2 separate regions of the Homo sapiens genome follow, and region 1 is linked to region 2. A link is a loop called in an ENCODE intact Hi-C map of the cell type or tissue named here. Cell type or tissue: A673. All regions are shown on one strand. Each heading gives the region's core, and the rest is flanking DNA. Links, peaks and the distances in the headings are about the cores only. Region 1 overlaps LOC101927314 (a long non-coding RNA gene). Region 2 overlaps LOC101927314 (a long non-coding RNA gene).

Region 1 (16,470 bases), core at 6,759-10,758, 190 kb before region 2:
CTAGCTCATTCCCCTGGAGAAAAAATATAGTGAAATCCCAGAAAAGGTTACAGAGGTATTCTGCTGTTTAACAGTATTGCTGCCTTTTAAGAAACAAAATGAAAACTATCCAAAGCCAAATATCCTTTGATAATATGGATGCATATCATCCCTTTCTAGACTAATGGATAACTATGTTCAATTTCTTTTTTCCATTTAAAATTTGAAAAGACAATATTTACCTGTCAAAATTTTGAAATTCCTTGATTGGAAAGAAAGGTTTCGTAGGAGATGTGGGGGATGGGGATTGTGACTTCCTCTTCTCAGGGTCCCACACAGTGCCTGGCATGTAGTAGGCTCAAGAGAGGTGAATCATACTGCCTGGATCATCCCTAGTGTGTTTCATGGTCACTTCCGCATGTCCATCGACACTTCCTTTTTCTACTGAATGAGATTTACACTGAGGCATATGCACATTTATATTTACCCTTCTTTCAGGGACAGTGCAGCTCCAAGTGCCCTCTGCACGTGTGATTAAATATTAATTAGGCTTCTAATATAAGCAAGTGAGTTCACAGGCCTGAGTGTCACATGAATAATTTATGAGGTACCCGAAGGTTCAGCCTGGAAAGCTGATTGGCCACCTTGGATTTGTATAATTACGAAGTTTCATTATTAACAGTGGAAGCGGTGCAGAGATTTGCCTAGCTTGAGGGACTTTGAAAGCATAAGCTGTCTCATTAGGGAAAAAGGGAATAAGGCAAAATATGCAAACTTGTTAGCAGAAAAGAAGGGGGGTGGATGAGATTTAAACTTAGCTTTCAAACATGACTATAGTATGTATGCTTTTAGAAATATGTAGTAAAATTGGTATTCTGATTGATAAGCATGTTTGCTTTAAATTTTTAGTATACTGAGAAATGCTTCAAAGGTTTTTTTTTAAATTGAAGGCCAAAATCTTTAATATTTTACTGATAAAGCCACAGGTAGCCTAATGGGCCCTGTGGAGTGAGAGGTTTGGAGGTAAAAGAATGAAGACAGTCCAGGGCTCTTGCTAGAATGTGTGTTGTGCATGCAATTAAATCTCAAGGTCAAACAATTTACAGACAATTACTTTTCTAACATCTCCAGAAATGCCTGCTTACACGTCTTTAATTTTAAATGATACTGATATTCCAATTCTCCCCAAAGGTTAATGCTGACTAAATCCAGCTGTGACCTGACACGATGCGACAGCACAGTGCCTAATTATCCTCTGGATAGTCATTTACTTGAAACCATTAAAGGAATAGGCTGAGAGGAAGATTTAGGACCCTGAAAAAATGTTAGCCTGACTTCTTTCTTCTTGAAGATGGGATGGGCTGAAAAATAAAAATAAAATCCTGCTAAATGTTAGCCATTTGCTTTGATGGCAGAAAATTGTTCATCCCACTCTGTTTTTTTACAGGTTAAATTGCTAACTAGTTCATTTTATCCATTGCCTACGGCTGGCGCTAAATGTCAGTGACAAATTTTGTACTTGTCTTGAAGAATGAATTAAGTTATGCACAAAAGCTATAGTGCTCTTTTAAGATGAGTGAATTGCAGAGGGAAAAAAGTTGCTCTTTTGAGAAAGGATTATTTTGATTAAAGGCCTTTTCTATAGTAGCGGAAGACAGGTAGTGGTTTAAGATAATTCCGACAGTTACCTCCCACAGAGGCTGCAGTCCTTTGCTAGAAATTTTCCTAAGAGCAATTGTGTCAGATTATATACTATGATTATTATCATAAGACCATTAGTGACAGTGAAATAAATTACTAAAAAAAATTAAAAAACCCTAGTTTTTATTAACAAGAGTAAAAATCATTGTTTTCTGTTGTAGGGGTTAGCATTCCATCACTTTGTTACATAAACCTTTCACAGTGAGTTGCAATGGAAATTAAAGAGAGACATAATATGCTTGCCAAAATGTTGCGAAAATGAAACCTTAGGTCCTTAGGTAACTTGTAATAGAAAAATTTGACAACAGCTGCTAGAGACCTTCATCTCTCTTGTTTTTAGTTTCTTGGCAGTTGAGTCTTGACTCATCGCCTCGTAATAAAAACTATCTAGCAACAGTTATTGACATCCCATTGTAAGCTAGTTTACTATCACTAGCTTATATAAAATGAGATTTGCATCAGTTCTATTTCTGGTTTTCATTTTGGAATATTTTTGCTTATTTGATATACAAAGTTTAATAGGAGTAATTTTGTCATAGTACTGAATTATTCCAACTAAATTTTAGCACTCTTGATAAATAAAATGAGTAGACTAAAAATGCAATTTTAAAAAATTATAGTGCTAATATGAACATACCGAAGTATTGAGTACCTGAAGGGAGATTTCACCTCTGATTCAAATAGATGGGTTTTGTTTGAGTGGGGACAGGATTTTCTTTGATGAACTCCAAGAATGTGACTGACTACAAATAGTTTATAATTTCTATTCTGTTAGTCCAAGATGTTTACTTGAAGGAGCAAAAATATGCTGATGGTTTCTAGGTGAAGTGATAATACAAGGTTATTTAGTTAGAATTTTCCTTGCATCATAAGAGACAAGTATAACCAAGCTTTGTTAATTGATGCCATTTCATACTGTGAAATTATTATAGGGAATTTGATTTTAAAGAAAACTATAGTGATTAGTTTTAAAACCCTAGTTAAATAATTACTTACTTGGGATCGGCTCTTTTAAATTAAATTAATGAAATGAGTTGTCAAATCAGCTCTCACTAAAGTGATAGATAAATATAGGTATTTGAACTTCTGTCAAGACCTAGTATTCAGTCTTGGCAAGAAATGGCTTTTGTGATTGAATGGTTTCCTCTTTTACTCCTCGGTCCCCCACCCCTTTTCTAACTACTGCGATCCTGTTCTATAATTATGAGTAGTGTGAATGGCCTCTCAGTTGGAGTTGCCATTATCTTCATCCTTCCCAGCAAGAGTTTCAGTCTGATGATGTAGAACAAGATTTTGAGGAAACAGCCTAGGCTTCAGTATTAGGGAAAAGTGGTCTCCCAGAATGTTGTTTAGGATGTTTTTTTCTTGGTGTACATATATGTGTGTCTGTAGTGCAGTGTGCTGTGATGTAGTGTGGTATGCAGAGGGAAGTGCCAGCTGCATTTAAATAGAATTTTATCTACAAAATGGTTTCTTATGTATTCCTGCGTTTGGGCTCACACCATCTCTTTGGATAATTCTGCAGGGGCCAGATGCTCTAACTATCACGGGGGGGTGTATGTACACATTTTGCATGACTGATGTGTCAGGAAATTGGACAATAGATGATGGAAATCATGTGGCTGGTTAATTTACCTCATTGGATTGGAGTTCACTAACTTCATGAATTTGGTGCTGATTTTACCTGATTTTCTTCTCTTCCTTTTGTATTTTATGGTTTATATAATTAGCACATTAAACTTATAGGCTTAAAGAAAACATAATTTAGTTTTCAGTAAATAACTATGTTTAGTGATGCGTGTTTTTCTAGGTAGGTTTTGTCTTCAAATTGTTCCCACTGTGACTTGTTGGCATTAATAAATCTACTGGAAGAGTCAGAGGGATGAACAGGGAACACTATTTTCCCCAATGAAAATAATCTCTGGTATCTCCGTATTTGTGGCTGAGAATGTAGACCTACTACTAGACAGTGTTCAATATTGCAAGAGGTGTGTAGTGAAGCCTAGAATATATTTTGGCATTTTGCTTCCCCATGCAGCTTCTTGTATAATCAATCCCACTGTGTTTACAGGTGAAATCTTACTATGTTTGTTTAAAAAAGAAAATAGTGGAATTGGTTGGAATGTGTAAACTTGAAGAGTAAAGTCCTCTGCCATAATGCACACTGAGAGCCAAAGTATTTTAATTTGTGTGTAAATTGGACATATACTAGCAACATATCTTTTTGTGCTTTAGCTGTGAATTGTGTCCACTTATCTATTGTCATCAGTCAACATTTCTAGAAGAGTGCTTTTTAAACTTGCAGTTAATATTCAACACAGGTAATAACAAATATCCATTCAAAAAATAATTTTACCATTTCAATTTATTTGTTAGGGACTGTAAATCATAAATTGACTTCCAATATGATTTAGTCCACATAATCATTTCTATTAAAACATAAAGTTTATCCATGTAGATTAACATTATTGAGCATTTTTGTTTCCATTTTTTAATGGTGATATTGCTGTCCTGCACCTAACATTCCATGAAGTCACATGTGTAGCAATTGTAAGTTCAACAGAAGGAATGGAGTATCCATAGAAGATTGAGTGTTAATAGGACATTTTATATTTGATTCTACCTTTGTTTCCAAAGTTCTTCATATAATTGAAGTCTCCTTTAACCCCCTCTACTTTTCAGAGAGGCCTCTCTCCTTTACTGCTCAGACTATTATTTCAATAATTTAATTTTGATTTTATATTGCTAAATATTGCATTAAACATTCTCTTTTGAGAACTATGTACTGTATTTGACATTCCACTTGAAAAATCTTAAATTCATTTTCTGTCTCTGTTGCTTATTTTTAAACCCACTAAATTTAAACTGTCCCGTTTCTCTCCCCCCTCCCTGGGTGTTCAGACCACAAAGTTTTTTTTATGTGATATAGGGCACATAGAGGATGAGTCAAAAAATATTTAAAAATGGCCTCACTTATGTAACCATAATATAGATCTTAACTTCTTAGCAAATGCATAAATTATCACTATGTTTTCCCACAGCCTTGGACTTCCCAATTGCCACATGTAGTAGTTGTGGGATACTATTAACCAAAATGAAATAATCAAATGAAATTAATACATTTTCCTACCTAAAAGCTCACCAGCTTATTTACTTGTTTCTAGCTCAGAAGGCCAGAGCATGCCATCTAAAAACTTGGACAACATGAACTTGGACCCAAGTTTGTCCAACTTAGATCTCCTCTCTGTCTAACTTAGATACCCTCTTTTCCCTTGAATATGTCTCTCACTATTTTGGCAAAAGCTATGGTCCTTCTGAATCAGAGTCATGCAGTTTATTAGGGACAGCTAGCTGAGAAACCACAAATAAATATAGATCTTTTATATCCACTTAACATTTATTTTATTATTTCTCTGTGGGAAATTGGAAATAACTTGGAGTGTAGATGTATTGCTTCAAGCAGATCCAATGGATGAAACGGTTTGCTTTGGAGAACAAGCAAGTTACTGGTGATTTGCTTTATAGTACTAAGGATAATAACTATAGCAATTATACTTTTTTGAGCACTTACTGTATGTAACTCTTATTTAATCCTCACATTTACTCTGCAAGGCAGTTATAAACTGTATTTTACAGGTGAAAAAACTGATGTTCAGTATTGTACAATATGAATTAAATAAGTGAATCTATCACATCACTGACATTATTTTCTTGCTTTCCTCTGTGTTTGAATAGAAATACTCTGTAACTGAAAAAAAGAATAAGTTATTTGGAGTGAAAGTTTATGCAAATATTTTTTCTCATGGGATTCAAGTTATGGCTCTGGCTTTTTGCTTCCATCTCTACCCCCTTGAAATATTTTGCTATTCATATTGGAATAGGCATTTGTCTATCAGACATTTGTGATCTCCCAATCAAATAAGATCACTGAGAACTTGCAGAAATATTATTTAGTGTCATGATTTTACTTGGCATACATGACTTAGAAATAGTTGAAATATATATATTTTTAAAGGAAATCATACCTTAGTAAGTACAAGAGAAAATTCAGATTAACTTCATTTTGCATGTTGTCTTTTAAACGCTTCCTGGGATCTGATTTATGCTGACACTGTGGGCACTATATAAACAGTATGTTGCAGTGCTTCTCTCCTTGTGCCCCCACTTCCCTCTCCATCCCAGTAAATCCTTTGAAGGTTTTATTATTCAGGGGTGGGAAGATTGGAGTGAAAGCTACAGAATGATTTAACACTGTGGGAACTTAATCAATAAGAGTGTTGCCGAGAGCTCCCAGGAAAGGGTGTTGTTTTCCATCCAGATGATAATGAGGCCGAGTAGCAGCAACCTCTGGAGGAGGAGTGCTGGGGCAGCGATTCTTTGGTAGTGCTTTTGCTGGTTGCTAATTAATAGTTTTGAGGCCAGTGGGGCACCTTTTGGCCTCTCTGACATTTGCAAGCTTTTCTGTGGCTTGTCCCACATGTCTTTCCACCATCAGGGGTCACTCTCAACTGGATTGGAGTCTGACAAGTCTAATTGGCTCGAATCTATGCAGATTTAAACATCTAGCCCACATGCCAAAAATCTGATGTTTTCTCATGCTGCTTCTGAGTTCCTGGCATTATAGGATCGGTGCATGCCTGAATTATTATGTACCAGCTTATCCTTCTGTTAGCATGTTAAAGAGCAATTAACTGGATGTGGTGTAAGAAATAGGGGAAAGAACTTCAATGCAGTTCAGTTGTAAATGCCTTTTATACTTAAAAAAAACTGTCAGACCATTGAGCATTACTGGTTGGAAAGCAGATTGAATCGTATAGTCAAAATTTTTAAAGGGTGAATAATTTTTTGAGAGTTGGTTTAAAAAAAAATCCTTGCTGGGCAAACATACAACGGTAGTATAATATAAATCACCCAAACATTCTTGATTTACTTACGTTGTCCCACTTCCTTTCCCAGATCTTACACTTCTCTCTCAAACTCTCAACTTTTATTTTTCCAAAATTTCAACTTCCTTATAACTGGTGAGTGGTCAGCCAACTTGCTAGATGAGTTTTCTTGTAGAGTATGTCTTTTTCATCACTGCCACTTTATAGGATTCTGAGTTAATGGCAGAATGCTGAGCTGGATGCACTCATAGTCCACACAAGACATTTGGATAAGATAATAAATTTCCAGTTTTCTTGTAAATAATTTATTTTAATTGACCATTATGACATATACAAAATAACATAATAGATATGCTGATATATTGCTTTGCAATTTCTAATGCATTTTGCCATGTTTAATCTTCACAATAATCTTGAGAAGACAATAAAGCCAGATGGGTTAATATTATTAAATTTCTAAATAAATATATTGATTTACAGAAAAATTAGATGGCATGCACAGTGTGCCTGTGCTATTGAGAGGCGGAGTTGGATTTTGATTACAAGCCACTTTTTCACCATAACATATATGAAAATAATTTGTTCAGTTGATTAGTTCATAAAAATCTTTTATAACTATGGCTAATTTTTAAAAATGTGTTGGCATAGTCTTAAACTATCCAAGGAGTTTTTGAAATATAGCAATAAAGTGATGAGTAAATTTATCTATGTGTGACTTAACAATTTTAATACCAAACTACTCTAGAGACTGAGAATGCATTTGATTTTCATTTTCTGAGAAATCTGTGTCATCGATAATTCACCTGAAGACATCAACCTTGCCATACAACATGTGGGAAATATTAAATTAATCCTTAAAAGTCTTACTTTTTAATAAAATGTTGACATACGAAAGTATGTTTAATGCAAATAATAACTGAAAATATCAGTTAAATGCTATTCTTAGCTTTTGTCTCAAACACTTGAGAAATCTGGTAAATAAAATCTTTAATTTTTTTCCTATTTTTTTCCTCAGAGAATGCTCTCCTTTTGTTTTTTTTTTTTTTTTTTGACAATTCTTTTGTGTCTCAAAGTTTCTGAGGTCTGAAAATCCCTCTTTCCGTATCCTCACAACTTATATTGTAGTTGCAGTGTTGGAAAAATATTACAAGTTAAAAAGAAGAGTGTGTGTGTGTGTGTGTGTGTGTGTGTGTGTGTGATGCATGGATGTGTAGCATGTGTGGTTTCAAAATAATTTAGAATTTTCTAGCCTTCAGTATAATTGATTACATGGAATATAGTGAAATGCATTTGTCTCTTGCTATTGGCGTCTATTTGTGTAGTATTAGATACCCTTTGAGTGAAAAAGATGGACATTTAAAGATCAAACTGGTAGAGAGCTTTGATATCATTAGTTCAGCTTCTCATTATACATTATTTTATTTATTTGTTTTTCTGTTTTTTTTTCCCCAAAGCAAATAATTTTGGGCCCATTAGTATAAGAAGAAATAAAAGGGCTTTATATATCACCTATGGAAATATTTTGATGTGATTTTCTATTAGGAAGTGAATAAATATTAATTTTAGCAAATTTTAACATACGGTCAAGCAATTTCAATGAGCAAGATCCTAATTTTACCATTCTAGATAAGATGAAATTGGACTAACAGTTTGATTATTTATCTATTTATTTATTCATTTTAGAGACAGGGGATCGCTCTGTCACACAGGCTGAAGTGCAATGGCGTGATCTCGGCTCACTGCGACCTCCGCCTCTTGGTTCAAGCAATTCTCCTGCCTCAGCCTCCCAAGTAGCTGGGATTACAGGCATGTGCCACCATGCCCGGCTAACTTTTGTATTTTTAGTAGAGACTGTGTTTCACCATGTTGGCCAAGCTGGTCTCAAGCTCCTGCCCTCAAGTGATCCACATGCTTCAGCCTCCCAAAGTGCTGGGATTACAGACATGAGCTACTGCACCCAGCCTTCACTTTGAAATCATACAAAATATATAACTTGAATGAATACCTTCTGTTCCATTTGTGTAAACATTCTGTAATGGAATTAAATACCATCAGATCTGAGTTTCTAGTTTGAATTTGCCACTAACAAACTGTGTGATTTAGATCAAATTATTTACCTCCCTGTAAATCAAATTTCTCAATAGCAAAATAGGAAAAACACATACCTTTTATATAAAATAATAGTGACTCACCAGAACTTGCTAGTGTTTTTATAAAATAAGCAGAGAAGCTTTACTATTATCAGACCAAAAATTTTATTTTAAGGTGGTATCATACACTTTAAGATACATAATATGGCCTGGCTCACACAGACCTTGATTCAAATCCTGACTCAGCACTTTTACCAAATATGATTGTTTGGGGAATTATGTCAGGTTGTGGACTCCCTGCCTCCCTTTCTTCCTTCCTTCCTTCCTTCCTTCCTTCCTTCCTTCCTTCCTTCCTTCCTTCCTTCTTTCCTTCCCTCCTTTTTTCTTTCTTTGTTTTGGTTTCCATCTGAAAATAAAAGGGAAAGAACATGCTCTTTATCTCTTTGGCACAGATTTGCTAAATGATAGGCCCTCAATAGATGTTAGTTTCTCCTTTCCAGTTTTATGAATATAATTGGACAACAAAGCTTAGAGTAATATAAATGTGGCTTACCACTGTTATTATATAATAATGATAAAATATTATGTTTCATCTGATTTGCTCATTTACTTAAATCACTATGTTTAAATTTTCTTGATGTTTAGAAAGGATAAAAAATTAAAAATGACACTGAATTATAGATATATCTTGTTTCAGTGAAGGGGATGGAGAAAAGTTAGGAAAGATACAAGCTACTTGAGCCAAATGTGATATGGTTTTGGTGGGCTTCAATTGTGGAGGAAGGGACCAGAGTAGAAGTCTTGTCAACTGTCTGGAAATTAAGGAGAAAGAACCTAGGCAGACGAACAAGCTAAGATGGTGAAGGGCAGGGAGGGATGTAATTTGGGGTCTAGATATAGCCTTTGGCTTTAACCATGTCTAATTTGGAGTAAAGACCAGTTTTGAGTAGGAAATGTGGGTAGGGGTGGGTTTGTAATAGAATGGTTTGGGAGGAGTGGTAGGCAGTGTTAGGAAACTTTTAGTATGGGTTTCAAGCTCGATGCTATCATGGGTCCCAAGACTGGTTGAAATCATTGGCACATCTGCCTTGTTATGAGTTAGAGAAGAAACGTGGGTGAACTACATCAAGAGCTGATGTCTTGGTTTGTTTCTTTTTGTCAAATTCATTATTTAATGGTAATTTACACCATGTCCTACTTAGCAGTTGAGTATATGACATTTTTTCATTTTCACTGGGACACAAATGAGTAGGTAATCTCTCAGAATTGTGTACAGGTAGAGGACTAGAGCTCTATATCAAGCAAGCTTTATTCACTAGTTTCCTCTGGAATCTAACTAAAGGTAATAAATGGTTAAGCAATTATTTAAAAAAATTTATGTCTATTTTCCTCTGAAAATTCTACAAAGGACATGCTTGTAAATGCATCTGGAATGTCTACTTATTGTACGTTAAAAACTTTTCTTTTTTGTTACTGGGTTAGAAGGATCAATCTCTCAAGCCCACAATCAATTGTGACTACATCCATAAAACTAACAGTGGATGTACATTTTCAAAATTGAAAGTCATTATAAAACAATGTAGGCCACTGTAAATCATAGCTAAAAACAGTCATAATGGAAGTCTTTTATCTATGTCTGATCCACTAACATGCAGTTATTCTGAGAACTAATAACTTCTTCTTGGAGATAGGGCCCCAAATTCAATTTTATAGCTCACAGTCCCAGTAAATAGAAAAAGTCTGCCAAACCTGCATTTATAAATCTTAGTGATTTCATGTTTTTACCGTATGTATTAGACTAGAAAAATGAGAAGTGAGGTTTGATGAGTTTTCTTACTTGGCCAATAAACTCTGCTATGTCTGTATGGAAAGTTTTATTATTAATTTTTATATTATTTCAGAGCTATATAACTAGCATTAATTATTTTAATAAAATTCAAGAGTACTTGGGAGAAATATTTGCTCCTCTTTCAAATAATAATTCAGCCTCAACTGTTTGAATAGGCCATCAATCCTCATTTTCTACTCATTGAGCAGCTGGGCTACAATAATCGACTCCCACCACAGTGTTATTAGAAGGGAGTACACTGCTCACTTCCTGGCAATGGACCTCTTTGATGCTTCCTAGTTCCAAAGGAGAAATTTACTAAATAAAGCACCAGTGCTCTGGGAAAAGAAAAACTTAAAGGACCAATCTGCTTCTTTCACACTGAGAAACTGATGTCTTGTGAAGGGATTCAGATCCCAATGTTGATATTAGCTTTTAACATTATTTGGTAATATTTTCATAAAGCGATTTTATTTTTGTTTAGATATTTTTATTTTTATTGAATTTGTTATTTAAAAGTTAAATACTTTCATGAATCAGAGATTTTTATCCACACAAAAGAACCTGACTGGCTAATTTAAGACAGAATAGAAATTTGCTAAAAGGATATTTGATATTATATAATATTAAACAGATATTAAAAGGAATCTCTGGAAAGACTAGAGACCCAGGCTTGTGGGCTCTGTAGACTGGAACAAATCCTAAAACTATTTCTCAGAACAATCTGTTGGACACAGATATGACACCTTGTACCCCTGACAGTACTTACCCTGGACTCTGCTTACTTCTAATAGAATTTGCTGTCCCTGGAGTCTGGTTGTATCTGCTGCTATACTGGCCCTATCCTTGCTAGAATAGATTCTACATGGCCATTTCAGGAGGGTGGTGCCCTGGTGCTTGTCTCTGCTGAACGTCTTGCCATCCTAGAGATTAACCCAGAGGTTTAAACAATGAAAACTAAACAAAACCCACAGTGGTTTATCTAGTGGAGTTGTGAACTTCTATTCATGGAATTGCTCAAGTAGAGAATAGGTGAGCACTAGGGATATTTTAAAGGGGATTCCTTCATTGGTTGGGGTTTGTACAAGATAATGTTTAAGGTTCTGTAGAATTTTTAGTTTAAATCTGAGAAAAGTTTTAGGATATATTTATTCTCCCATTCGTTCATTTCTGTACTTTCTTCTTCATCTATTCATCTGCAAGGGCATCTGTTGCAATCTTACTCTGTGCATGTCCCTTTATAGATGCTGCTATAGGTGAATTAAAGGAGGATGATGTAGGTTTATGCATCAGTTTTATACTCCAAATAATAACTACTTCTGAATTACGAAACCCAGAAATAAAGACAAACTATTGTGGATGTTATGGGCTTCCAGTTTAACACATTGGGTTGAAAACAATTTGTGAAACCCAATTAAAATAACAAAAGTTTAATAAATATATAAACACATGGAATGGAAGAGGAGAGAAAAGTAGATAAAAGATGTTTCCAAGTTTGGAAGATAGAAAACATATGTAAAAGTGGTACCTAACTTGATGCAGCAAGATACGTGAGCTGGTTGGCTTTATAGTCCTTTGGAAAATTTCAGGAATTGTAGGTACCAGATAATTCTGCTATGTTTAAAGAATATTACATTCTGTAAACGTTAATGTTGAGTATTTAGGCTTTAGATTTGAGGAAAATGGAAATAAGTGACATAAATACTTTTATTTGAAAGTTAGACTCAGAGGGTGAGAAAGACTATACAAGATAAGGGAAAAGAGCGTCATACCTTGTTAATACTTCAATGTTCACTGATGAAGAAAAGTAAGCTCAAGTCTCAGAAGATGAAGAGATATTTCTCTTCAAATTTATATATGCTGCTTAGAAGCTTTCATGTTTCCAGGAACTTAAAAAAGTGCTCTAGATATTTTAGTAACACTTCTGAAATACTACTGCCTCTTGAAAATTAACTAACTCATTCATTTGTACATTTATTCAATAATTATGTTTCCCTGGAGTGGCTGAGAATACAGTAGTAAACAAGATTGACACAATGCCTAGATTCATGGAGTTCACAGTCTTGAAATGACAAATTTTATGGTTTTGTTAGATCAGTTTCTTCTTACTCTAAAAGAAAAAGAATTTGCCTGGTCATATGATAGATGTTTTATATTTAATCCTCATAGAAGCTCCATTAGGCTTCATTTTTAAAAATCTGTATATTGTTTTGGATTGGTGTAAGGATTAAATAAGATAATGGATATCCTTGGCTTAATGCTTGCCACTAAATAATCATTCAACAAGTGTTAGCTATAGTTAATCTTTCTTTTATTCTTATGATTGTGATATATGCTTTAGGACTCCACCTGTACAGATGAAGCAAGTGAAATTCAGAGAGAATGTATAACATGCTCCATGTCTCTTGACTAATAAATTGTGGAATTAAGATTTGAATCCAAGTCTGCCTCTCTCAAGACTGCATGCTCTCTCCCCTCTCTTATAAATACTCTGCCAATACATTATATAAAAATCTGCCTTTTCAGGTTGGCTTGCTATTGAGCAAGTGTTTATGAAATAATCTTTCCAAATATGTGCCTTATAAATGAGCTATTGAAATATAATTTGCTCATAAGTGGTGGCTTATTTAGCTATTGTGGAATCAAATGGATCCCCAGTAACTTGGAACATTTTTGTCTCACATTTCTTAAAACTAGTTAAGGGATTAAAATATAGTCATGTTCTGATCTTCTCGTTTTGGAGTGTCTAGGTAATGTCTGAAGGACTCTTTAACGACAGGAAGAATTCTATGTAGAGTGACGAGATTGCTTTCCTAAAACCATTTCCAAAGGTTGGTTTCAGTTAGATCGAGAGCAGACACATGGATTTCTATGGCACTGTATGACCAAAGATTTAATGACTAGGACTTCTGAAGCTAGAAGGCAGGGAGGTAGGCTGGGATGGTCGAGTCAGGGAGAATTATACTGTAACCCTACTTAGGAAGGGAAGAAAATCCAAAGCAGAGAAAGACAGAAACATTTCTGTGACTGTCATGTGAGGGACAAAAAATGAAACCAAGTGGTTGGAGCCCATCCATATTCATTGTTTGTTTGTTCATTTGATGTATTTAGAGAATTCTAAGGAAGCTCTGAATCACTAATTTTAAGGCCACCTAGTATGAGATAGTGAGATACTTTTGGATGACTTCATGTGTAGAGGTTCTAACTGAGCCACAAAAGAGTTAGTGAGACATTGAAAGAAAATCCCTGATTTCACTCAGCTTTACCGCTAGCCAGCTGTGGGAATCTAATCTCATGAGGGCTTATTTTACTCATTTACAAGTTGAAGATAAAATCTGATTTGTCTTTTCTTGTGGAAGTGTGTTGTGAGAATGGATCAAAGTAAGGCACGGTAAAGTCCTTTGAAAAGTCAAGCACCATGCAGATGAGATATATTACTAGTACTGGTTGTAGCGACACCCACAGGAGACCAAATGCCTCTAATACCTTAATTTCTTGCACACCTTTCTTAAAGAAAGCCATTTTTTATTTGGCACTGAGAAAAGTAGCAAGAAAGCTGTGGATGTAAAGCACTGACAAGAGTACCTACTGCTAGTACTATGTGTTAAAGTGATGTATTTTCAAGATAATAATAATGGGGGCTTACATTTATCGACAGCTTGCTATATAAACAAACATTATAATAAATAATAAATTAACTCATTTAATCCTCACAGAAATCATATGGTACATAATTTTCTTATCCCCTTTTACCTGTGGAGAGACTGAGACACTGAAAAATTAAGCTTCCCAAGGTCACATAGCCATTAAGGGGCTGAATCTAGTTTAGAAGTCAGATATTCTGTCTTCAAAGACTGTGTTACTAAACGCTACATCATTCAGGCTTTGGTATTGAGACTATCAGCTTGTCACTGATTTGAGTAAGCTCTTTAACACATGTTCAGATACTCATAAGATAACTTTTATATAACTTTTATTTTGGAATATTGTACTTTTAGATTTATTGAAGAGTTGAAAAGGTAGTGGAGAGTTCCCTAATATTAACATCTTCCATAACTGTGGTTCATTTGACAAAACTAAGAGGTTAACAACAATATACTACCATTAATTAAATTATACACTCGATTCAGATGTGACCGTTTTTTCTTTAATGATATTTTTCTGTTTTAGGATTGCATCTAGGATATCATATTGCATTTTGCTGCATGTCTTCATAGTCTCCTTTGCTTGGCAACAGTTTCTTAGTTTTTCCTTGTTTTTCATGATCTTGACAGTTTTGAAGAGTACTTGTCAGTATTATGTAGAATGTCTTGCAATTTGAGTCTGTTTAATGTTTTTGTCTTGGTTAGATTGGATTTACGTTTCTTTTTGTGATGAATACCACAGATGTGCCTTTCTCATCGCATTGTATCAGAGGGTGTCTAATATCAACATATTTTATCACCAGTGATGTTAACCCTGGTCACTTGGTTAAGCTATTTTTTTACCAGGATTCTCTACTGTGAAGTTCCTATTTTCCCTTTCTGTACTCTGTTCTTTGAATGCAAGTCACTAAGTCCAGCCTACATTTAAGTGGAGGGAGATTAAGTTCCACTTCATGGAGGCTGGAGTATATTTGTATGTATTATTTGAAATTCTTTTGAAAGGACTATTTGTTTCTTCTCTTGCCCCCTGTTTTTCTATTCCAGAATTTATTTATGCTCATGTGGGCTCTTGTATATTTACATCATATTTTGGGTTATGATCTAGTACTATGTTATTTATTTTGTTGCTTATCAGATACATTTAAAAATACTTTCTTCTTGGCTTTGAAATATGATTCAGAATATTTCATGACTTGACATCTGAAACCTATATTGAATGCAAATAGACTCTGGACATTTCCTAGTGTTATATGAAATTCATTATCTTGGTGCCCCCCCCCCCCAAAAAAAACCAGTTATAATAGGCTCTTTTAATTTATGCTTTTAACATTTTTTAAGGGCACATTGTGGTATTGTTAAGTATATGCATATTTTTGTAAAATAGATATCTAGAACTTTTTCGTCTTGCACAAATGAACTTTGTACCCATCGAACAACTACTCTGTTTCCCATGTCCCCCCCGTCCCTAGAAACTACCATCTCACTTTCTGTTTCTATGTATTTAATTATTTTAGATAACTAATATAAGTGGAGTCATGCAGTTTTATCTTTTTGCGATTGGCTTATTTCATAGCATGATAGTCTCAAGATTCATCCATGTTGTAGTATATTACAGGATTTCTCTCTTCTTAAAGGCTGAATGATATTCTACTGTATGTATATACCCCTTAGCTATTGTGAATGATGCTGCAATGAACATGGGTATGCAACTATCTCTTTGAGGTCCTATTTTTAATTTTTGGGGAGATATAAGCCCAGGAGTGGGATTGGTGAGTCATGTGGTAGTTCTATTTTTAATTTTTTGAGGGCCCTCCATTTTGTTTTTCGTAGTGTTTCCATCATTTTGCAATCCCTATAAGAACAGCACTGAAGGGTTCCAATTTTTCTACATCCTCACCAACACTTGTTATTTCATTTTTTTGATAGTGGCCATTCTAATAGGTGTGAAGGTGATGTCTCATCATCATGATTTCTTTGATGATTAGTGATGTTGAACATCTTTTATATCCTTCTTGGCAATTCCCATATTTTTTTTTGAGAAATGTCTATGAAAGTCCTTTGCTTGTTTTTAAATGATTTTTTAAATTTATTTTTTGTTTTTCAGTTGTAGGAATTCTTTACATATTCTAGATATTAAACCCTTTTCCAACATATGATTAACAAACATTTTCTCTCATTTCATAGGTTGTCTCTGTTAATTATTGTCTCTGCTACATGGAAGTTTTTAATTTTGATATCGTTCCATCTGTCTTTTTTTGCTTCTGTTACCCATGTTTTTAATGCCATATTCACGTAATCATTGCCCATTCCATTGTCATGAAGATTTTCCCCTATGTATTCCT
Region 2 (16,470 bases), core at 4,495-8,494:
GAGCTTTAAAAAATCATTTAAACTTAATATATTCTGGTTATCTCACATAGATTAGTTGAAGCTTTATTGTATCATCTTCATCTATATTTTGATACCTGCTCTGAATCATGTATTTATAAATTTTCTTTCTAAAGAATATTTCTTTAGATTAAAAATTATGTATAGGAATAGATCTAAGTGAAAGCCTTTTAGAATTATTGATACCAATGTATTGGTATTCCAGAGTACATTTCATCATTTCTTTTAACCCATTCCCACATCAATTCTTTCTGTAGTTGTGAACGGTTAGATACATGAACTTTCTTATAGCTCTCTTCTCTTTCTTACCTTCTGAGGGTAAATCATGAACGCAATAGTCAGAAGGATTTGGTTAAAGGGAAGTTGGAAGGAAATCATCTAGAAGGTCTTGAACTGGATTTGCAAATGTGGATCATGAGGCCAGGGTACTTGGGTAATGTAAGTAAACTTCTTAAAACAGTCATTTGTAAATAGAGGTAACTTTCCAGTGTCACAGAAGAAGAATTGAAGATCTATTGCCTCTCAGAAACATTTATCTACTCACATTTTATTGCAAGGACACTTTGGTGTTCATATTTTTCTTATGAGCTGCCTTCCTTTGCTTTGCTTTCTAGACAATTTGTACTTTTCCTTTGATTTCCTTTTCTATTCAAGGGTTAATAAGAAATGGGTTTTTAATTTCCAAGTCTGCAAGATTGTTTGCTTTCCAGAATATAACTGAATTTTGCTTTTAAACCTGATTAGATGTTTTTGTTATGTAATAAGAAAATTTAACCCAGCATTTAGTGAAATGATTGACATACTTCATACTTTTTCATTTTGTATCTTCCTTATCCTTATACTTTTCCTTATTTTTGTTGCCTTTTTCAGTGAGATATTTATTCTTTGATCTGTTGTTGATTTATATGAACTACCATAATTTACCATTGCTGCTATCACAGTAAAACTACTATTTGAAATATACTATATCAAATATTTCCTCCCCTATCAAAATGCTTTGTTTTCTTCTTTGATGTGCAATTTGGACCATAACTTTATTATGTATATTTTTTAAAGTGGGGTCCATATTATTCTCTTCTAAATTAAATTATTTTTTCAAGCTGTGAGGAAGTTTTTACAAATTTGTGTTTGGTCAAAATAGGGTTAAGTTACAGTAGCTGCTGTAATATATCTACAACTCTTTTGGTCTTTTTAATCTTTGTGTTTCTTTTACAAACAGGTACTTTTCTTCTATGTGATATGCAAATCTCCCAGCTCCTAGGAGCAACTGGATAGGGATACGTGTTTCATCTTAAAACAAAGACCAAGAAAAAATAATAATATGATAAAGTTATTCAAAGGATTTCAGAAACAGGTGTTCTAAGTCTACACTAATTGGATTTCAGTTAATTATTCCTTTTACTTTAGGGAATATAAGTAAGAAATGTAAAAAAAAAAGTACCTGAAAAACTTCACTGACATGGTAATTGCTCTAATATTACTTAACTTGGGGGAAAAAAAATCCCACCTTAGTGTGACCGAAGTCTTAATTACCTTTTTCATTTCTAGATTTTAAGATACAAATTATAGGCCTTCCATACACTATATATTTCACAGGGCTATGGCCTACTCTAGTTTTTCATGTATATATAATTTTAATTTTCCATGACAATGCACAGAAACTATTTATATAATTTACAGATTAGATTTTTGACTAAACTCAGGAAGACTAAAACAATTATCTCTTATGTTTAGGTCAAGAAGTCTGCTGCTATTTGATTTTAGATAAATTGTTCATTTTTCCTTAATCTGATTTTCCTCTTTGAAAACAGAAGAGTAGTTTTATATATCACTGTCACCATTAGCATTCCTTAAAAGTGTGGGTTGAACAATAAGGGTATCCTAAAAGTGAGAGTCGTGTTTGTGAAATAATATGATTTTATAAAGTAAACTCCACAGAGATTTGGATTTTTGTTGTTGTTCACTGGTCTTTGCCTAAAGCATAGAACCATGTCCGGTGCATAGTTATTATGAAAGAAAATTTTCTGGATAAATTAATGAATGAATGATATATATTGAAGGAAGTCAGCAATAGATGCCTAGAATTAGGATACAGATTATCTGAAAGTCAATATTTGATATAGTACATATTGGTAGAAGGGGGAAAAATAAATCCACTATTTATATAGTGTTCTAGCTTGTTTTTTATTTGTAAAATAAAATTAGAAATCATGGCATCATGGTAAAAAAAATCATCCATTGATTGGTGAAAATGGGGAATTCAGTGGTTAAGTGAAATAAGTAAGTTCATGAAGCACACAAAGTGTTTAATAAACATTTGTTGAAAGTATATTTATAACACAATTTGTTATATTGCCAAATAAAAGTGGGATCCATATATTAGGCACATTTTTTCATCTGGTACAGTGCAGTGCTGATTCCACATTCAAGCTTCATACATCTAGTGAAGGTAGCATTTTTACCACTGCACTCATTTTTATATTTGAACTATCCTGCATTGACTTAAATAACCAATTTCATTCTGGTCTTAGTTCTAATCATGACACATTTTTTCCAAAGGCTTGAATTTTGAGGACTGCTATTCTAGTCAGTTCCACTAAGCTATCAGGGGGAAAGATTAGCAGACAAACTAAACATATTATTATCATTAGAGTGTATGAAAAAAAGGTGTCTACTTTCTTGATTTTTCTTTATGCCATCAATAAAATAATTACCTATTTTTTCATAAATTCACATTTGTACATGGTGAAAATAATTCAAATGCTTCAGAAGACTAAAAAAATATAGCAAAAGACAACTTTCCTAGGTTTCTGGCCCCATGTTCAGAGAAAATCTTTCTTAGTTTCCATTTTTAAATTATTTTAGTGGTTGCTATTATGTTTTAAAATATTATTCACTAATTTTTAATCAGATTTTTAAGTATTTTTTGAATACTACTACTGGAATTTTATAGAACTTAACACATTAGTTTCTCCTCCACTACTTCTTTTAACAATGAAATTTTTGTGGTTTTATTCTCTTTTTCACATTACCAATATAAATGACATTTATAGTTTTATGCTTATATAACTATTATTCAATATTAAATCAAGCATTGGGCCTGAAACTATAAAGAAAAAATTGTACAAAAAGTGTCCAGGGTATTAAATTTTTAGGTTATTTTAAATTTTTGTACTACTTTCTGATCATAATTAACTGGAACTTTTTCATATACTTCTTGTCATCAGACTTTCTAGCCTTCTCTTTGTTTTGCTGGAGAACACCCTTGAGTAATGTTTCATTAGAGGTTGCACAGGAGATGCATTTTTCTGTTCTGCTCATCCAAAAATATTTTATTTTACTCTGACAGTTGATTGAAAGTTGGCATGGGCATGGAATTATGGGATCAAAATAATTTTATGTCAGCACTTTGAAGGCATTAATGTAATATCTTTTAGTGTGAATTGTGGCTTTGAGAAATTTCATGTTTTGAATCTCACTGCTTAGTAAGTAAACTTTTTTCTCTCTCTCTGAAAGATTTTAGTCTTTTTTCTTATGTATTTATTTATTTGAGACAAGGTCTTGCTCTGTCACCCAAGCTGGAGTACAGTGGCATGATCTTGGCTCACCACAACCTCTGCCTCCTGGGCTCAAGCAATCCACCCACTTCAGCCTTCCAAGTGGCTAGGACCACAGGTGCGCCACCACACCTGGCAACTTTTTTTTTTTCTTTTGTATTTTTAGTAGAGACGGGGTCTTGCCATGTTGCAGAGGCTGGGTAATATTTCTTTATCTTTGGAATATTGAAATTTAACCAGAATTAATATAAGTGTATATTTTATCCCTCCACTCAAATTGACATATATAGGGGATTTTAGTTCTGAATACATGTTTCCTCCTTAGTGTAGTAAACTGTATTTTTTTTTTCTTTGATTATTTTTCCTTTCTTCCATTGTCTGTCCTCTATTCAGAGATTCCTCATTCTTTCTTTTAATTTCCCTATTTAATTCTTTTTTTTTGATAATTATACTTTTAAATTTTGTGCAACTCTTTCTCTTTCTATGATTGGTACATGCTGAGGCAGTCTTTTTTAGTGTGAAGGATGGAAATATCCCCTTAACTCACTTTAATATTATGAATTATATATATATATATAAAATGTGAGTGTGTGTGTGTGTGCGTATGTGCGTATATATATATATATATATATATATACACGCACACACACAGAAATAAATTTTTTTGGTTTCTTGAATTATTATTTTTTCTAGATGAGTGATACTTAATGTTTATCTTGGTCACTTATTTGTATGCTATTTGATTTTTTCTGGAATCAGATTCTAGGTCAGATTCTATCTTTGCTATCGACTGGTTGAATAACCAAGAACAAGTTATATAGCCACTTTAAACCTCAATTAAAAAAAAAAACATAACAAGAGTGATGTTGTGAGTCATGTTGTGATAATTTAACATGGAGTCAGCACATAGTTCATTCTTAATTTTCTAAAATGCCTTTTATTTCATCAATGACGTAGTTATAATGCCTAATTTTTTAAGTTATAATGTATTGATGGGGCTGGCTTAATTCCACTATAAACCTTTGTTGCAACATATTCCTATTGAATATTCAGAGCTCAGTTTTTCTATAAGCGAAGATAGTAAATGTTTTCAGCTTTGTGGGCATAGTCTCTGGAGTAACTATTCGCTCTGCTGTTATAGCACAAAATCAGCCATAGACAATGCATAAACAGATAGGAGTGGCTCTGTTCCAATAAATATTTACCAAGAACAAGCAACTGGCCAGGTTTGGCCCATAGACCACTGTGGGCCTACCCCTAAAATATATCATGTAACGTTCCATCCAGCATGTTCTCTGGAATTACCACTAAGCTTGGAGTTGGAAGCATAGATTTTAATTTTACTTACATGAGCTAGAGTAAGTCACGTAACCTTTTCAGGCTTTGTTTTTTCCTGATACATAAAATAAAAGGGAATAAATTGTCATTTAAGCTTATTAGAACTCAAGTTATTATTAAAAAAAGAAGCATTTCAACGCAAAAATCTTAATGCTCAACATAAAATGTGAAATCTCTTATTGTATATTCACCATTTGTATCCCATTTTACAATGCATTGTAGTTGATGTTATTTTTGAGAGTGAGGACTATGATGTTTGGTTTCCACTCATCTAAATAAAATAAACTTTACTGTTACTTTTTTGTTGTTTTAGAAATAATAACTTAATGATATATATGAAAATGTGTAATAAATAACAATGTTTTAATGGGTCTTCTATTGTGTTTGAAAAATGAATTAGAAAAGCTCTGCTTCAGGTTTATTTAATTAACTGGAATAAGGTTTAAAAGACGATGATACTAGAGTCTGTAAAATATTTATCACTAAATATAAAAAATATAAATTTCCAAGAAAGCAACATTACCAGTTACAATGGTAACTACAAATGTCTCAGCTGGTTCATAAATGCAGCTTATTTTTGAATGACTATTTAAATCTAAATTTTAGTACTTCTTTACATATTGATAATCCAAGGTGACATGCCCCTACTATTTTCCTTGGGCATTTTAGAACAAAAGAAAATAAACATCTCAAATTCAAATTGAAATGTGAAGTCAAATCTTGATCTTTTCTTGAGGTAGTACAATTATTTTGTTCCAATTTTTTCACATGCTAACATATTTGTAATAGTCTTTTTACAAGTCACCCCTCCCTTCTTCTACTCCTTCCTTCCTCCCCTCCCCTCCCCTCCCCTCCCTCCCTCCCTCCCTCCCTCCCTCCCTCCCTCCCTCCCTCCCTCCCTCCCTTCCTCCCTTCCTTCCTTCCTTCCTTCCTTCCTTCCTTCCTTCCTTCCTTCCAGAAATAGTTGTTAGCTATGCTGGATAAAATACTCTCCAGTACCTGGGAATAGAGATTAGAGAACAGTAAAGATAAGTAAACAGGCAATTGCAATACATTGTGAAAAATACTATAATGCAAAAGTTGTTGAAGGATACTTTAGGGGCAATTATGAGGAGAAAATATCCTAGTGAGGTGACACTAAGCTGAGACACAAAGAATGAATGGGAAGGTGCTAGTTGAGTATGGGAGGGATGGAGTCATGAGCACATGAAAACCAAATGAAAATTAGCTCATGTGCCACAAATTTGAGGATTTGCCTCAGTGGACAGATGGGAGGCTTTTAGACTCAATCCAGAGATGTGGAAATAAATTGTTGACATAGTATGGTTTTGTGGAAAGAATATGTGCTTCTGAGAAAGGCAGATCTAATTTGAAACCTGGCTTTACTTTGGCTTTGTGACTTGGGCATATTATTTAACCTTCTTGATTCTCAATTTCCTCATTTGCAAAATTGAGATAATGATATGTATTTTAAAAGAATGTTGTAAGGATTTAATAGGATAGCCACACAAAAGCGGTGGCTCATGCCTATTATCCCAGCACTTTGGGAGGCTGAGGTGGGCGGATCACAGGGTCAGGAGATCAACACCTGGCCAATATGATGAAACCCCTTCTCTACTAAAAATACAAAAATTAGCTGGGTGTGGCAGCCCGTGCCTGTGGTTCCAGCTACTCAGGAGGCTGAGGCAGGAGGATTGCTTGAATCCGGGGGGTGGAGGCTACAGTGAACCAAGATTGTGCCACTGCAGTGAGCCAACATCGCGCCACTGCACTCCAGCCTGGGTGATAGAGCAAGACTCGGTCTCAGAAAAAAGTGCCTTCCATGGAATTAATGTTTAATTAAAATTAGTTGCTAGTTACTTATTCTTCATATCTTAGTATTGGGAAAAGTTGAAGTCATCTGTGGAAAAAAAAATGTCTTTGACCGTAATCAGAGTACCCAGAGATTGGTTATGCAAAGAATTTTACAACTATCCTCTTTTTTTGCTCCCTCCCTTCTTCTCTCCCCCCTTTCTTATTTCTGCCTCTGTTTTCCTCCTTACAATTATGTTTTCTGTATAAGAAGGGGTTAGTGTCTTCTTCCCAAGCTTTAACTAAAATATGCTTGAGGGCACTTTTGGCTATGTTTCCATAGCTCCTAATGAAGAGTGTACATGCCATAATTCTTGTTTATAATGGAAGAAAAAAGTACAAAACCCAGAAAGGTCTCTAAGCAGAATATGGGGCCACTACACTTAATTAGCTAGGTGCAGTACAGGTTTGGAGTTCTTGGTGTTACCAACGGCATCCATAAAGGACGGAAGCGTACCTTAGGCAAAGAGCTCCACTACATGGTGGCTGTGTCCTTGCAATGGGACAGGCCCTAGCAAAGTTGAAGAGAATGGCAGTTTGAACTTCTCTGGGATACTGGAAGTGTCTCTTGCATAGCCTTTCAATAGTAGTAAATAGTATTTACTACCACTGAATACTCTGCTGATTATTAAGCTGTTATCTCTTTATCTTCATGTCCATTCTTCCATCTTCAGCTTTGTAGACATTCTTTTAAATTAAATATGTTTGTAAATAATGAAGTTAAGGGATGTTATAATGACTTGAGAAGTATAATTTTCCCAAGATTATTTGTCTGTTAAAATCCCTAAATATTTATATCTAAATTATTCTAAATATCCAAACTAAACCCAAACTAAATTTTCACTTTGGGGACCTTTAGCTTCTATCCAACTTACAACATTGCCCTTATGTATTTTTTTTAAAACTAGAACTTCGAAACTTAATTACATTTTCAAACCAAAGATCTCCAATATGGACTTACTATAAATTGTAGTATATCAATTGATGTTTAACTTTTAAATTTTATATGTATAATAGTTATAATTAATCTCCAACATACAGAAAAGTCTGTATTTGTTTTTACAAACTGAGCAGCATAAACATCAACTTGATTAATCTTTGTAGTCTTTTATCACTTTTATTTGCAGGTCTCTTAGTTTGCTTATCACCTCCTTTTTTTATTGTTGTAATTCCTTGATGTATTGTATTCCCTAAGTCTCCTAGGTATTTTAACTACTAGTCTTTTATTTTCTGGTACTCTACAAACATATTTAGTTTTACTTAAGACAAAACTATGAGATATGAATTGGGGTTCATTATTTATGGTCTTTTCTCTAAGGGATACAATTAGAAAAATAATGACAAGTGAGAGAAAACTCTTCTGTAAAAGTACAAAAATGCTTCATTTTATTCAAAAAGCAAGTTAAAACAGCTGCAATAGTACATAATGATATACATAATTTCCTGGGTGTATTGCCTGGATTCTTTTTAACCCTTTAAAAATAGAAATATTTATTATTTCAATAAAAGAAAGCAATCACATAGGACCAAGAGCTCTTGCTAAAAATGTGTATATTTCATACATTCTACTTGTGAAATATAGTAGGGGAAATATTTACGAGCACCATAAGATAGGAAGCTGAAACTGAAATCATTTCTAAATGAAAATTATGTGACAGTTTATCAGTATTTAATGCTAACATTGGTTGATGTGAGCATGAAGAATTTAGTAGCCATTTATCATAACTCTGTGTGTGGTTAGTTCTCTGATATACTTGCTTAGAGTAGAATGGTGTTTTAGTGGCAACATGAACCACAGCTTCAGTCTGAGATATTAAATAAATGGAAATGCCAAAAGAGGATTTGTTTTTGTTGCTTGGATTGTGTGTGTGGTTGTTGTTTTTCACATTCCTGTTAAAAGTAGTCTCCCATACCTTGCATGGGTTGGTTTTTGATCCACACTCCCCTGAACTATGGCTGGGCTTCTGCACCAGATGCAGGTGTCCCCTTGTGCTGTCAGCCAGGAATGATTAATGAGGATTTGCCCCTACTGAAAGCAGTCTTTGGAGCATTGTTCAGGGCATCTGTGGAACTGTCGGGGGAGACAAGGACACAAGTGAACAACCAATTATTTGGCCATCACTGAGGCAGCATGAAAAAGACATCAAATTGGACAGAGAAGCAATGCTTTTGTTTGGAGATCTAATATTATTTTTTAGGTATTAATAGTAACACAAGACTTTTAGCTTGTTTTAAAAGAATTTTGGTTAGGTCTAGGCTCTTAACCAGAAGTAGAATGCTTTTTTCTTTAAAGCTAATTGAATTACTTGAAAGTAGTATAAAAGGAATAAAACACCACCAAATTGATTCCTAAGTGGTTGCCTATTGTATAAAGATATATCGTTTTGCACGGCTAACATTAGAAAACAAGGACTAACTATGTAACAGGAGGGAAGGAGGATCCTCCATGCAGAGTTCCTAATTGTTGGTCATAGTTGACAAGGGCGAGGGGTTTTACAAGTGATCAGAGGGTCAGAGACATTGCACTGGAATCCTGAAGCAGCAAAAAACAAAACAAACCCAAAGCTGGGAAACGTTTCCTAGCCTATGTGCAGCATTTGAGTGTTTCCTTATTTCTAGAGTGACGTATACCCTTAGGTCTTAGTAAGAAAATATTTTTCAGGCTGTTACATTCTCATACTAGGTCTGTGATTTAAATCAAAAAAATTTGAAAGGCTAAAAAACGTAATGTATTTCGAGCACAATTCCAATGCGGATTAAGAAGCCCTTTCTTCCAGTAAAGTAGTTTCTTTTATGCTCTGTCCTTTCAGGCCTGTTGTCTTTAGGGTATTAAGAATTAAAAGCTAAGCTCTGAAGCCACTAAAACCTTCAAGGAGCAGATAATGATGTTTTAATATATAAAAAGTAATGGTCAGTAACAACTTTAACAAATGTGGTCCATGCAACAGCTATAAAAAAATACTTATTTAGCATTTATTTTTTGCAGGTTAATACTTTTGTATTATCTTTTTTTTAATGACAAGAACTTCAGGAACAGAGTAATTAGAAATCACCTCAAGATAAAAACAGGGATCAAATGACTACATCTAAAACAAATGTCTGAGAAGAGATTGATTTTATAAGTGATTTCTGGGAGAGTGCATTGCTTTGTGGGTCTTAAATAATTTTCTCTTACACTTACAGTGGCCTAGCTGCTTACTGATTTATATTCACTTGGTCAGTTCTAGAATTACATAATATTCTGAATTTTTAAAGCCAATCAGAATCTCCCTTATCTTATTTTTCAAATGTAGACAGGGAATACATACTATCACTCGTATTTCAAAAATTGGCCCATTTAGATAGATGCATTTTTATATGAAGCGGGCAAATAGGCTAGGCCCAAATCATGACACCCATTTCAAGTTCTTATGACTAGCAGCTTTGACTTGAAATAGGCTGAAAAGATAAATCCAAACCAAATGGACACTAATACTGCCTCTTTTCAATGTCATGAAAACAGCAGTTTCAAACTGTGTCCCATTTACTACTCACATTTAAATCGCCTCAGTAAGAGAGGATAAGTCAATTGTTTTTTTATTAATAACCCTGTTTTTCAAAGTGTTAGCAGATTCCCTGGATTTGAGATAGTTCGAGAACATTAAATTTGCACTGGGTCTGTTGGCAGATGATACAATTTCTACGGATGGAGTATTATGTATTTTTTCCCATGCAAATTCTGCTTCAGGTTTTGAATCTTTTAAAATTACCTGTATTAACAGGAATTGACCTTCACTATAGAGATTTAGCTTCATCTCTTCCCTGTTTTTTTTCGTTAGTAACTCTTGTCTTCTGGATGCTATCATGTCATTGTCATTTAGTCATTACAATAATTTTAATTGACTTTGAGCCGAGGCAGCTTCTCAGGCAGGACTGCTCATTTCACTTCTGTTGTTTGTGAGCCTCTGATAATGGCCTTTGAGTATGGTGCTTCAAACATTTGGCCTTTGAAAATAGCATGTTTTCCTAAAATTTTTATAGTAAGTATATCATAAGCAAAGCTAATGGTAAAGTTGCATCCTATTTCTTGCTTCTCTTTATCTACAATATCTACTCTAAGATTTGATTGGTGTGCCATGATTTTTTTTTCTTGTCATACTCAGGGTTTCTAATAGCTCTCAATTTTCTACAAGTTTGCTTGTAGAATTTTTATTTGAATGTTTGCTTCAGTTTCCTTTTGGAGTATTGACATTAAGCTATACTAGGTCAAACTTCCCTGGATTATTTTCTTTTTTTAAGAAAAAGATAATTGTAATTACCAATATAGGCATTTGGTTAAGAATCTGGGGTTGGAAGATTCAAAACTTCTTATTTTAAGGAATTCCAAGCAAATTTCTAGTATTAACTCTGAGATTTGGAAATGTGAGTTTGCAATATTGTTTAGGCCAGAAGAATCACTCAAAGAGAAACAGAATTATCAATATTTTCTTCACAGATGAGGGGCAGTTAGGGTTGTCAGGTAACATACATGATACCTAGTTAAATTTGAAATCAGATAAACAATGAATCAATTTTTAGTATATCTTAAATATTGCATGGGATATAATTATATTAAAAATTCATCCAATGTTTATGTGAAATTCAACTTTGAGTATCCTGAGTCCTGGTTTTTGGTTTCCAAATCTTGCAAACCTAGATAAGACCAAAACATTAAGAAGTGAGTGACTATAACCTGGATAGCAATCTAGAGATTTGGTCATATGGGTTCTGTCCCAGAATTTCATATGACAGTGAGCCAAGTTTTTTTTTTTTCTGCACTGGTAATAAGTCTCCAACTAGTTTATTGAAATATTGTGTAGATAATTTTAACTTAAACAAATATAGCTTAAACACTCAGAATTTTTTGACAGCAAGTCACATATAAGTAAAAGGAGGTAGAGTGATACCCCAAAGACCAATTAAAGGTCTTTTGAGACTGGCAAATTCAACCTACTTGAATTGAGACACAGACCTGCCATCTACAAGAGAACTAATGAAATGACTTCCATCATCTATAATGAATTGTATAAGAAAGAAAATATTTTATTCTTGACAGAGAATTGAACTTCCTTACGAAATGCAAAAGTTGAAAGGAAGGTTTGAAGTTCAAATAGGTTATAGGGAGAAAGGGGACAGGGATTTGAATGAAAATTGTCTAATTCAAATTTTGTGTGCAAAACTCAAATTAGGTAAGAAACATGTGACTTTAGGCTTTACAACTGGCATTGTCAGAGGAGTTGTCAGAGCCCAGGTGCCCAGCTTTGCCTTAATTACTTTTTCCCCCCCAAAGTATTGTTTTAAAACATTTGATGATATAGATGTTTAACTGTTGGACTATTATACTGTATTTTTTTTAATGAAAAAGAGTAAGTGGGATTCAGTGTCAAATTATTTTCTCAGAATTTTCCACTAGCAAATATAGGCTTATTTAAACCAGGGCTGTCCAATCTTTTGGCTTCCCTGGGCCACATTAGAAGAAGAAGAATTGTCGTGGGCCACACATAAAATATACTAATATTAACAATAGCTGATGAGCTAAAAAAAATCACAAAAAAACTCATAAGATTTTAAGAAAGTTTACAAATTTGTGTCGGACTGTATTCAAAGCTATGCTGGGCCGCATGTGGCCTGCAGGCCACAGGTTGGACCAGCTTGATTTAAACCTTTGCCAAATACTCTCATGATTATTGCACTCAGGTGTAAGCTATTAATATAGTATCCAATTGAGAGTGTGCTAGTAGCTGAAATGGCAAAGATGTATTTTATTTGTAAGGCATAAACATAAACAAGGAATTGATTAATTGGGCATACTTTCATAGATGTCATTAGATAATTCCTTTTTATTTCAATACATGAAATTTACATAGAACGAAAACCAAAATTTGTTATTTTTTATATGATAGGCAACCTAATTTGTAGCCCTCTTTTTCACTGCCACCCAAGAAATAGAAATATTGGAATAATATTCTTAGCCCCCAAGTTTTATTTTGCATTTTTATTGTTGCATGTGGTAAACACAGAAGAATACATTAAAACAGTTGACACATTTTTGCCCTATTGTTAGCATAAGTGTAAAATGAGATGTTTTCAAAAATCAATCATCATGTATTTATTGATTTCCTATTGTAAAGTATTATAATACAAGTAATATAGGCTGTTAGGCTATATGCTATTTTTAAAGTATTTACCTACACTTCTCTCTCTCTCTCTCTCTCTCTCTCTCTCTCTGTCTCTATTTGACCTATCTAAGATAGAAAGAGAGAGAGGGAGAGAGAGAGAGAGAAGTGTAGGTAAATATTTTAAAGATACCTTATCTAAGATAGATAGAAGTGCAGGTAAATATTTATAAATATATATATATATGTAGAAGGGTCAACTCAATTTACCAATAAGTACAAAGAAAATATTAGTAAGTACAAATGCACTAAAATAAACTGAATTCATGAAGAAAATTATATCCATCAGATTAAAAATCCCTTATTATTCTGACAGTTCTACCTACATACTTATCTGCATTCTCATTCTTATTTCCTCCTTTCTTCCTTTACAACTGAATAAATGTCTCCTCTCCTTTCTGGGCCAAGCTCTTGACTTGGGCCCTGAATTCCTTCTTTTTCTGCCTTCTCAGGGCTTTTGCAATAGGGGTTGTCCTTTCTGTTTCCTTTACCTTCAACCTTTCTCCACCAACTCCTTCCCGTGAGTTCTCAGATACACTCACATTCCTGCTATCTTAAAATCAACAGTTTCTTCATGAACTCCCCTCTCCAGCTATTGCTTAGTTTCTTTCTCCTAAAAGCCACAATTTTGGAAAAAGGTGTCTACATTTTCCCTTTGTACTTAGTCTTTTATTTCTGTGCTCAGGACCCAAATGAGAATCTCGTTTCACTGAGGTCACACAGCACTTCCGTGGGGCTAATTCCAATGAATATTTTTAACCTTCATATTAGTTGCCTGTGAATGGATTTTGATCTACATTACCACATTTTTTTGCCTTTTATTTTATTTTATTTTATTATTATTATACTTTAAGTTTTAGGGTACATGTGCACAATGTGCAGGTTTGTTACATCGGTATGCATGTGCTGGCTTTGAAAACATACAACCTCCTGGTATTTTTTCTCCCTCTCTCAGTCTTCTTTTCCTTTGCCCAGGCTTTAAATGTTGATGTTCTTCAGGATTCTGGCTTGGGGACTCTTCTCACTCCACACTCTTGGGGATTCTCATCCACTCTTCAGCACTGAGGTACAACTTCAGACCGAGGACTTATGTTAGTTTCTCTATTTCAGACCTCTCTGCTGAGTTCCATTTCTAGAAATACAATGTATTTCTGGACATCTTCACTTGATTGTCTTTCAGACATCTCAAACACACACTGTGTGAAACTTATCTTCTTTCCTAAATTGCTTGAACAGCCTTTTAAACTGACTCCCAGACCACAGCCTTGCCACCCTCCAATCTGCTCTCCACACATCAGCCACAGTAATCAAACTCAAGTCTTTTCATATTGCTTCTTTGATCTGCCTGCATATAATCCATCACTGACTTGCTATTCCCAAAGTCTAAATTCGTTAAGGTTTCCCAGGCCTTCTGAGATCTGTTCCCCATTCTTTGTAAGCTTCATCTTTTCCCTTCTCTCTCACACATTCTAGGGTAAAAATATACTGAACAATTTATTTTTCTGTTCCTCAGGTACACTCCCCTATTTTTTATCCACTTGCTTGTCATACATGGAATTATCTCTGCCAAGAACACCCTTCCTTCCTTTTTGTCTTGATCTACCTTTAGATCCCATTTCAGTTGTGCTATTCCTTTCCTCTGAAAGTTTTCCTGGTATCCCCATCCGCCCAGACTAGATTAGACATTTTAAGTGTGTGCTCCTGTGTCTACTTATATTTTCTCATTGTAACACTTGGAGACATTTTACTATAACTTTCTCATTGTCTGCATTTTAAGGTACTGCAACTCAGGCAGCACAATTTCTGAAGTCTCGGGTGCTAAACTAAAATTTTCCCAGAGACCAAAAATAATGTGAAATCCAATATAATTAAGACTGCGTAACAGTTCTCTGAATTGGCCACATTATGCAATTCATGTATTTATTCATAAAAATATTTATTTAGGATACTATAGAAGTGGTTAAGAGGGCAGACTCTGAGGCTAAGCTAGATTGCTTGGGTTCAAATCTCAGCCCTACATGCATGATTTACGATCAAGTTGATTAAGTTCCTTATTCAGAAATTAGGAATCAAAATAGTACTTACTTTATAGGATTATTGTATTAAATTATGTATTACATATAAAGTGCTTAGGACACTACCTGGATAATAGTAAGCACTGTGCAAGTGCTGAGCACGGCTAGTTCAAAGGTTTTTAGGGGCCAACACTAATACTACCTGCCATCATAGAACTTACAGATAGTGTAGGAGAAACACATTAAAAAAAAAAGATTTCTTACCTCTCTCTCTGGGAAGCTCTAACATGCTCTTTATTCTTACCATACCCACAGCTTGTGATATCTGGGGTCTTTCCCGTACATTTAAAGTAGAATTGTATCATTTCACTTAGAAATATTTTCAGACACAGAACCATTTTAACTCCAGAGTTCTGGGAAATCCTTAGCTTTTCACAAATTTGCCTCATAGCTAATTCATAAATTCTCTAAAGGAGGAGGATCCACTTTAAGGAAATTCTTTCCACTTGGTCTTTCCTTTGGAAGTAACAATCTACCATGATTTTCTCTGTGGCATTCTTCAGCCCAGAGCTCCCAGCAGTTTATGCTGTACCTGTGTGCAAATTAAAATAAAATGTTTTATCTCTCTCTCTCTCTAGCTGGAAGAATATAAAAGGTTACCCCTCTGTGCAAGAGCACCATCCTAGGCATACAAACTCAGGAAAATATCAAGAAAAAAGTGTGACCCCATGGGGGCACACTGGCAGCTTCAGGGAGCACATCTCTGTGAGAAGATGTGGGCTGGCCTTCACTGCTACTGTGCCCTCTTAACAGAATGCTCTTATGCAGAGCACAAAATGCCCACTGTATCCAGCCAGCTGTGCTTCACACAGTGGACCTGTTTGCTTCCTAGGCTTCCTGTGACCTACACTTCTCCTTGCCTGTCCAGGATCAACTCCAGAAGTAGCTTGCTATGCTTTAGGTATTTTCTCAGGTCCCTCTAATGCCTTTCTATGTGTCATATTTTCAGAGCTCTGCCCTTTGCTTTCCAAGGTGACAGCCTTGGTCCATTCTATCTAGCAGAGCAGGAGGCTCCAGAACATTTTACATTAGTCCAAGGAGGTAAGTAACTACAATGTTAGACATTTAAGACAGGCTTTCTAGTGATTCTTATTGCTGATGCTATGCAGGATAAAGTTAATTTTTCAAAGTCTCAACTGAAGTATCCAGAATTCTCCAGATCTTGAGCCTCCCATGCTGGGTAAAGGAAGATGAACTTGGTACATCAGCATTGATGTGTAAACACCTAAAGGCAATAGGGAGTAGAATCAAGAAATATATTCTGTGTGTAGACTGTGTTTGACTTGGAAAATAACAGTAAAACAGTACTTTTAAGTATATTTATGTATAATTTATAATATAAGGTATTTTCATATGCTTTATCTTCTTTAAGTGTTCAAATTAATGCTGTGAGGCAAATCAGGCAGTATATAATGCACAGGTTTTATGTTTTTTTAA

The links. Peaks named below come from ENCODE experiments on the same cell type or tissue, not always from the same donor. Only the 100,000 strongest peaks of a DNase experiment are listed, where the experiment ranks them.
Region 1: it touches region 2 in a loop (16-fold over the local background); 1 of 110 quality-filtered maps calls a loop at or near these places.

Annotation. Positions count from the first base shown.
Region 1 is chr6:97,460,232-97,476,701 of GRCh38, forward strand. All of the region lies in intron 1 of LOC101927314 (a long non-coding RNA gene), which reads left to right. Among named protein-coding and RNA genes, the nearest start is that of MMS22L, 190 kb to the left of the region's middle. RefSeq lists an enhancer at 4,718-7,875. In A673, for the core only: no CTCF peak of the experiment used is centred there; DNase peaks (open chromatin) are centred at 8,990 and 9,510; H3K4me3 peaks cover 97 bases; H3K27ac peaks cover 4,000 bases.
Region 2 is chr6:97,647,643-97,664,112 of GRCh38, forward strand. All of the region lies in intron 3 of LOC101927314 (a long non-coding RNA gene), which reads left to right. Among named protein-coding and RNA genes, the nearest start is that of MIR2113, 370 kb to the right of the region's middle. In A673, for the core only: no CTCF peak of the experiment used is centred there; a DNase peak (open chromatin) is centred at 6,059; H3K27ac peaks cover 3,695 bases.